3 separate regions of the Mus musculus genome follow, and regions 1 and 3 are each linked to region 2. A link is a loop called in an ENCODE intact Hi-C map of the cell type or tissue named here. Cell type or tissue: heart. All regions are shown on one strand.

Evidence for each region. Hi-C counts contacts between places; a loop is a spot of excess contacts. Peaks named below come from ENCODE experiments on the same cell type or tissue, not always from the same donor. Only the 100,000 strongest peaks of a DNase experiment are listed, where the experiment ranks them.
Region 1: a loop joins it to region 2, with 9 times the contacts of the local background. A loop is called at or near these places in 8 of 42 quality-filtered maps.
Region 3: a loop joins it to region 2, with 2.6 times the contacts of the local background. A loop is called at or near these places in 2 of 42 quality-filtered maps.

What each region holds. Positions count from the first base shown.
Region 1 is chr5:24,028,504-24,031,003 of GRCm38, forward strand. Fam126a (family with sequence similarity 126, member A) reads right to left here and starts at 2,187. Exons shown (of 11, transcript NM_053090.3): 1 at 1,976-2,187. In heart, a CTCF peak has its summit at 1,177; DNase peaks (open chromatin) are centred at 1,138 and 2,188; H3K4me3 peaks cover 2,022 bases; H3K27ac peaks cover 1,573 bases.
Region 2 is chr5:23,849,275-23,851,774 of GRCm38, forward strand. Gm42228 (a long non-coding RNA gene) reads right to left here. Exons shown (of 2, transcript XR_880875.3): 2 at 180-856. It overlaps 2700038G22Rik (RIKEN cDNA 2700038G22 gene), which reads left to right and starts at 1,323. Exons shown (of 4, transcript NR_045042.1): 1 at 1,323-1,347. In heart, CTCF peaks have their summits at 1,158 (motif pointing right), 1,391 and 2,157 (motif pointing left); a DNase peak (open chromatin) is centred at 1,307; H3K4me3 peaks cover 1,579 bases; H3K27ac peaks cover 1,197 bases.
Region 3 is chr5:23,976,434-23,978,933 of GRCm38, forward strand. The region is part of intron 10 of Fam126a (family with sequence similarity 126, member A); the gene reads right to left. Among named protein-coding and RNA genes, the nearest start is that of Fam126a, 53 kb to the right of the region's middle. In heart, no CTCF peak of the experiment used is centred here; no DNase peak of the experiment used is centred here.

The sequences.
Region 1 (2,500 bases), 180 kb after region 2:
CTTCAGAGAGTTCTTGTTTAATTAAATGCTGTTGTCTAGGTCCTATCCTGCCCTTGCTGGAAACAGGGTGGGGAAGGTTCCTTCTGAGAGTAAAAATTTTAAGTTCTGCAAAATACTATATGTGGCCAAGACAGAGAAATGCTATTCCATAGCCAGCATTTTCTCCTTTCTTTCCTTCCATTTTCTTGAAAAGTCTCACTCACACATCTCTACTTTATTGCCATAAGTAATCTTATGACTGGTTTTGGAGCTACACTCTTAAAAGTCACCTATGAAGATTTCTTAGGCTTGATTACAAATAGGCAACAGGATGCTGAATAAAAGTGAACTAGAAGATATACTTAAACTTATTGTCAAAATTACACCATTCTTTAAAAATGTAACCAAAGGGGATTTTATAAAATAGAAGAATAAAAACAAACAAAAAAGTAGAAAAAGGAAAGCAGGGTCCTTCAGTATGGCTCTGGTGGTAAAAGCTCTTGCCACCAAGCCTGATGAAAGGAAAGACAGAACTCTGTCTGCATTGACCCAACCCAGTCTCCACCTGGCATGCATACCCAGAGACTGTAGCTACTGATTATTAACGGGATTTCTAATTTGTTTCTGGAAATAATGTTAATAAATCAAATGACTGTAAAATGAGTCAATTGTAGAGTCTGGTTTCTAAATACATGCTGGGCTTCCCCCTTACTACTAAAGTGAAATTATCTGAATACTTGATTTTGATACCACTCCTGACAAAGAAACCTTTCCCCTTTCTTGTCCTTCAGTGTACTTCAAAAACGTGATACAAAGAGTCATCTTATAAACCTTAAAATGTATTCACCTAAAGGGGAAAAGTGGTCACAAACGATCGGGGGTGGGGGTTGGGGGGAGGAGGCTGGTGCCATTGGCAACAGAGCAGTCCTAGGAAAACACACCTCCCAGAACTATCGCATTGTTTCAAGGTTACCCTAATCTTTGTGGCTTTATGTAGATAAAAGTTGTAACAACTGAAAACCTCAAACTGCAACGCGTGGCATGAACCACAGGGCTGGCACATCTCCTGCAAAACCTACCTTGTTACCCAAAGGACACCCAGTGTACAGAAAGCCAGTGTTACCCTGCATGCAACCAGTAGCAGTCTCTGTATCGCAGCAGCACTCCCCCTACCTGAGCAGTGGAGCCGCTGCCCGCGTGCAATAGCGTTTTATCCCAGAAGCGATTCAGTGCAGTGCAAAACCACTAGGGCCAAATTCTTCAGGAACCTCTAAACTCTAAAGGTACAAAGCAAACACATGCACGCTGCAGGGCAGAGACCCAGTTTTGCTGAAGCTTGCAAACCTGGGGTGTTTTCGTGCGGGGAGGGGGGGGGCAAGGAAGGAAAAAAGAACGAAAGGAAGAAAAGAAAGAAAAAAGAAAGAAGCTTACAAAAAAACAAAAACAAAAAACCGTTCAGTGGACAGAAAACCCTGTCGATCCTCGAGGGCGGTCACAGCAGCCGCAGAAGAGGCAGAACTCCAGGGTCCAGCGCGGCGCAGGCAGAAGAGGAGCTCTCCTGGTGGTGGACAGACAGACCGGTCTGGCACTCCGAACCCCCAGCCCCACGGGATTCAAGACCCGAGCGAGCACCGCTCTGAAGAGCACCGGGTCTGCGGAGCCAGCGTGGGCGGCGAGGCCAGGCTTTGGGCGGCGCGGACGGGTGGGCAGTGGCCATAGGCTACGGTGGGCTCTGTGCTAGGCCGACCCTGGGGCACCCCCAGCTCATCGCCCAACCGGGAACGGAGCCTCGTTCACAGCGGGCAGCCGGCCGCGGCCAACTTAGGGTTCTCGGGCCGCGCCTCGCGCGGGAGCCGTTACCCGCAACGGGCCGCCGCCCCAGGACGAAGTCCTACCCGCCGCCGGCAACAGCTTCAGCCCCGCTCCTCCCAGACCAAAGAAAGTTCTCGGTCTCCCGGCGCCTCAGGGGCCGGCGTACGGCTCGCGGCAGACTCACCAGAGCAGCTCCGGACCTACCGCGGCCTCCCCCCACGACCACGGCGACCACGGCGACCACGGCGACCGGGCGACTGCGCTCCGCCGGCAGCCGCGCCACCTGCCCCTCTCCTTCTAGCAGCACGAGTCCGGGCGAGCCATCTTCCCTCCTCTCTCTGACTGACAACCCAGCCCGGACAGCCGCCACTGCCGCCAGCCTCTCTGACAGGCACCACCAGAGACCCGTCCCCAAGCAGCCAACCACCACCGTCCCACACTGGATCAGCCTATCACTGACCCCCAGGGTGGGCCCAGAACAACTTCTCCACCAATGAGAATCTGAAACTATTGATGGGGGGGGGGCGATTTGAGTGGGCGTGGTCTGCGCGATGGGCGTGGTCCGGGAACGCCCAGGGGAGACGATTGACTGTGTGGTTAGTGGTGACAACTAAGAAGTTCCATGAAGGTCTCAGGATCTCTCTGAGCCCTTTAGACCTTAAGTCTTACCAGATGCTTTAAAACGTAATCAGAAAAGGACAGCAAGCTG
Region 2 (2,500 bases):
GTGGAGAATAATTGAGGGAAAGAAACACCAACCTGTGACCTCCACGTGCATGGGCAACACGAGCACAAACACAAAGACACTCACGTACACATACTGAGAAACAAATAGAGAAACAGTTTAAGGTGCCTATAGATATGTTCTTGTGTTGGGGTCTAAAAATCCAAAACAACCCGAGCAGGTTCAAGAGTCCCCCCAAAGCAAGATCTTTATTTGAATTAGGCAGCAAAAATCAACCAGTTAGGAACAGCAGCACAGACTCCGTCTGACTGCGTCTTCGAACATCTTAGTAAGTATTTAAGCAGATGACAAAGATGTATTGCACTCGGGCTGCTGCTGATCAATCAGGGCCATAGAAGAGACTCAGGAACTGAACTGCAACCCCAAGCCAGAATGGTACGGGGCTTTTAAGCTTGAAATCCATAAACGTCTGTGCTAAGTTATCCCACCAATCAGGACTTAGGGGTAGGGGACTTCCTTAAGAGCACGTCTTTGTGGTGCACTTACTCTGTTCCTACAGGACTCAACTGCAGCGTTCATGTTGAAGTGCACTCACCTAGCATCCATGCTTCTACTCACCAAGCAGGAAGTCAGTTACCCAGGGAGGTCTTGGGAACTTAAACTTTGAGTTAAGGCCTGTTCCAAATGGCTTCAGTTGGTTCCTTCTTACACCACTGTCTTCTGAATTCTCCTCTTGCGTTCCCACAAGCAATGGATGAGTGGGGTCTGGGGTGCAGGCGTTTTGATAAGTGTGTAAGTGGTACCATGGTGGTGTCTTACTTTTCAGTTCCTCAGTGGCCTGTGACGCTTAACATACCAAGAGCACACAAAGAGTAGGCAACTCTTTTGAGGGCTGTTGCTATAAGGAGAAATAAAAGGTGGCTTACTTGTGGCAGGATGTAGCAGGAATTTAATGGCGGATGTTTTGGTCTGTTTGGTTGGTTTACGTTTTGTTTTTACATGGCTAGAGAGATGGTTTGCCGCTTAAACAGTGTTCTGTTCTTGTAGAGGACCTGAATTTAGTTCCCAGCATTCAATTTAGGAGGCTCACAGCTGTCTGTGAGTCCAGCTCCAGGGAAGCTGACACCTATGTCTGGCATTTTGAGCACATGCAAATATCACAGACAGACATAGTTTAAGTCTTTTTGGGGAAGCGGGCGGGGCCAGTGGCTCTGGTGCCGCCAGGGGGCGCGTGAGGGCCGGCGCTGGAGTCAGGCGGGAACGGGGGAAGGGGCGGGCAGGAGGGGCGCTGGGCCACTCTGGTTGGCTGAGCCCCGGTGCTCAATGTCCGGTCGGTTTTAAACTCGGTCCCGCCCTGGCGCCCAGCTCTTCCGCCGCGGCGCGCTCCTGGTAAGTACTCTCCCCATTGCGAGTCCCAGGACCACGCCACGTGGTCTTGGCGATTTTCACGGCGCTCGCCCGTGGCGCGGGTCCCTGCCCATACGCGTCCCTTCTGTGTGGGACAGGCGATCAGCCTTGCGCTGCCCGGATTTGTCCCCTCTCGGATGGAGGCGCGGCGTCCGGACAGCCCGGGTCCTGGGCACACTCGGGGCTTCCCGCCCGCCCAGGACTCCGATGACGGGGACATCGACTATTTAGGAAGCGAATGAGATCAGAGCTCGGAAAGTAGCAGGAGGCAGGATAATCCCAGTGTCAGCAAGGGCAGGGGTGATTTCGCCCACGCAGGCGCGTCCTCGCCGCCGCACGTGTCCTTTAATTGCTGCTTGGCACAAAGGCTGGGCTTTTTGTTTTGTGCTCATTTGTTTTAAGGTTTGAGGGTATATTCAGGCGGATACCTGCAACCGAGTCCAGCAGGGACCTCTGCCTACAGGACCTGGATTACCCTACTGCTGACACAGACCCAGCCTGTCTGGGTTTTGGGTCCTGGGAGAAATCTGAGCCACTGGATTAGCACTTAAGCAAGGTGACTTATAAGCAATGATTTAGGAATCGTGATTTGGAATTCCTAAGACCGGGTATAGGTGTTTAGCGAGCACCCAGGAGTCCTCCCTGTTTAAGAGGTGACTGATTGAGACACCAATTAAAAGTAAATATCATGGTTGGAGAGATGACTCAGTGGTTAAGAGTACTGACAGCTCTTCTAGAGTTCCCGAGTTAAATTCTCAGCAACCACATGGTGGCTCACAACCATCTGTAATGAGATCTGATGCCCTCCTCTGGTGTTGTCTGGAGATAGCAACAGTGCACTCATATAGAAGAAATAAATCTTTTTAAAAGATTATTAGATTATTGAGACAGATTGTCATACTGGCCCAGAGAATATTTGTGCTCTAGGACCCTAAGTATTGGCATTTATGGACATAAGCCACTGTGCCTGGTAAAGGACATTTTAGAGGAAAAATAGGCTTGTGGGCTCTTGTAAACAAGTTCCCTGTGTTGTAGTTTTCTTTCCGTTAGAGGTTAGGGTTCTGTTGAGCCCCTTCGAGAGTGAAGGGCAGCATGAGCCACCTTCTAAGGTAAGGAGTTATTTTTCCCTTCCTCA
Region 3 (2,500 bases), 130 kb after region 2:
TGAGTCACTGGGAGTGAGTGGGCTTGGAGGTTTTAAAGCCCATGCCATTCCCAGTAAGCTCTCTGTCTTCCTTCCTTCCTTCCTTCCTTCCTTCCTTCCTTCCTTCCTTCCTTCCTTCCTTCCTTCCTTCCTTCCTTCCTCCTTCCTTCCTTCCTTCCTTCCTTCCTTCCTCCCTCCCTCCCTTCCCTCCCTCCCTCCCTCCCTCCCTCCCTCCCTCCCTCCCTCCCTCCCTCCCTCCCTCCCTCCCTCCCTCCTTCCTTCCTGCTTGTGGATCAGATGTGAGCTCCCAGCTACTCCCCAGGACCTTGCCTGCCTAACCGCTGCCATGTTCCCCATGAAGACCACGGACTTTTGGAACTGCAAGACCCCAGTGAACTCTATCTTCTATATGTGGCCTTCATCATAGCGTCTCCTCCCAGCAACAGAAGAGAACAAAGCTCAACAGAAAAGATATGCTTTAGTCCTTGTCACATGTGGAAAACAGAAGGAGTCAGGAAGACAGAAGCAGACAATTCCTTACAGTGAGTGCTGCTTTTCCTGCTCCATCCAGGCTCCATCACCACTCGTGCATGGTTACAAAGCCCTAGCCCTTCCTCCCATGGGGATGGCTGTGGCAGAGTGGGGAGATGAGCTGAATGGAGCGCTTACCCAGGATCCCATCAAACACAGGCACTCGCAGTCTTCAGTCATGACCTCAAGTGACCTCGATAGTACTATGCTTCAGAAACATGACAATACAGAATGGCCACTGTGGCTCACGCTGGGATCTACATGTCCTTTCATACTGTTTCTTAAGAAATGTTTTACTTTGATTTTGTTACAGAAAATACAATACATAAAATTTTACATATGAAGAAAATTTTAAATCTACTTTTAAATCGAGATTGTCTATATATTTAAGAAGTATACAATGATAACCATCCTCTCCACAAGAAACTACTGCCTGTTCGAAAGCAGAACAATAATATGTCCAGGCAGAAATCACAGACATGCAGAAACATGGAAACTTCCTGAGCAATGCTTCAGGAACGTGTGGTTTCCACGTGGCTTGGGTGCTGGGTGCTAGGTAAGCCTAGTGTGGCAGTGTGTGAGGCAGGGGACCCTTCAGAAGTGGGGCCCAGTGCAAGGTGTTTAGGGTATTTTGTTACTGCAATAGAAACACAGGAAGCCAGAATAAAGATTAAGACTAACTATCCTTGAGAAGGATGCTGCAGCCTACCTATAAAGAGTCAAGTAAGACTAAGCAAGTACCATTTATTACAGCCCAGTGGATGGGAGTCATTCACATCCCAGAGAGTGAGAACTCAGGCGCTGCAGCCCACACTCTAACTGCTCATGAGTGTGCCTCTTTTCTTTTGATAGTCCATTCTCTTTTATATCCTCAATTATGACACTTTTGCTATCATAAACAGGAGGCACTCAAGTGCAGTGAAGCTGAATAAACATAAAGGAACAGGTAATGCAAGGGCTTCTTTAATGAAGTTGTAGCCTGAGACAGTCTGCAAGGGGCAACCAAAACAGATCCTAGATCCACAAGGGCGTCAGAGACCCAATATATGTAAGGACTCTTTTTTCTTGTTTTGGTCATTTTTTTTCCTACAAAATGTTTCTGAAAAGTAATGTCCATCTTGTTAAAGGATATGTATTTCTTTCTTGAAAATCCAAAACTGCGCGTGTGCGCACAGTCAGTCACACACACACACACACACACACACACACACACACACTCGAGGGAGCTTCAATATTTCTCATGTTTGAATTGTGCAACCCACATTCCCCCACCCACTCCCCATGTAAACACTGAGAAGGAAGGCAGAAGCGCCTGAGAACCCCCTCTTACACGCCTCTGCTCTGCAGCAGTAGTTTGGGAGTGCTCTCGGGGCCAGTGCAGCCCAGTCTGCTGCACCTGCGCCTGCTTTCACACGGTGAGGGGGTGTCCACTAAGTTACTTTCCTTCTATAGTTTATTCTCATTTAACAGCATAACTTCACTGAAGAAATGGAAGGATGTTTGGACTCGGCATGTTTAAATGGATTTTGTATGCATTTTGTAGTTGCCTAATAGCAAATATCACAAACTCTTTTATGACTCCCTGTTGGACCTTGAGGATTCACAGAGTAATTTTAAAAATGAGTAGATCAGCAATGGCCCTTGGTTAAACAGTAACATCACCCTCTTTCCCGGCATATTCTTTCAGAGTGTCTGAGGGGAAGTGGCAAGCCTTCAAGGTCAGGATCAGTTTTCTATGTTACAACCTGTGACATCCTTCCCTTTCCCTTTCCTCTGTGGGCCACCGGAGCGCGGCTATGACGCAGTCTCCCAGGCTGAGCTGCCACTTTCACGGCAGTGCAGAGGAGGAAGAAAGCAGAGTGGGTCTCTTAACCACGTGCACGGAGCACGCACGGGGCAAAGCGGTGCTGACGGTCATTTTTGAGGAAGGTGGCGTTACTCGTCTGACTCTCCTCTTGGTTAGAGAGGAGAGAAGGTATAACAGGAAGAA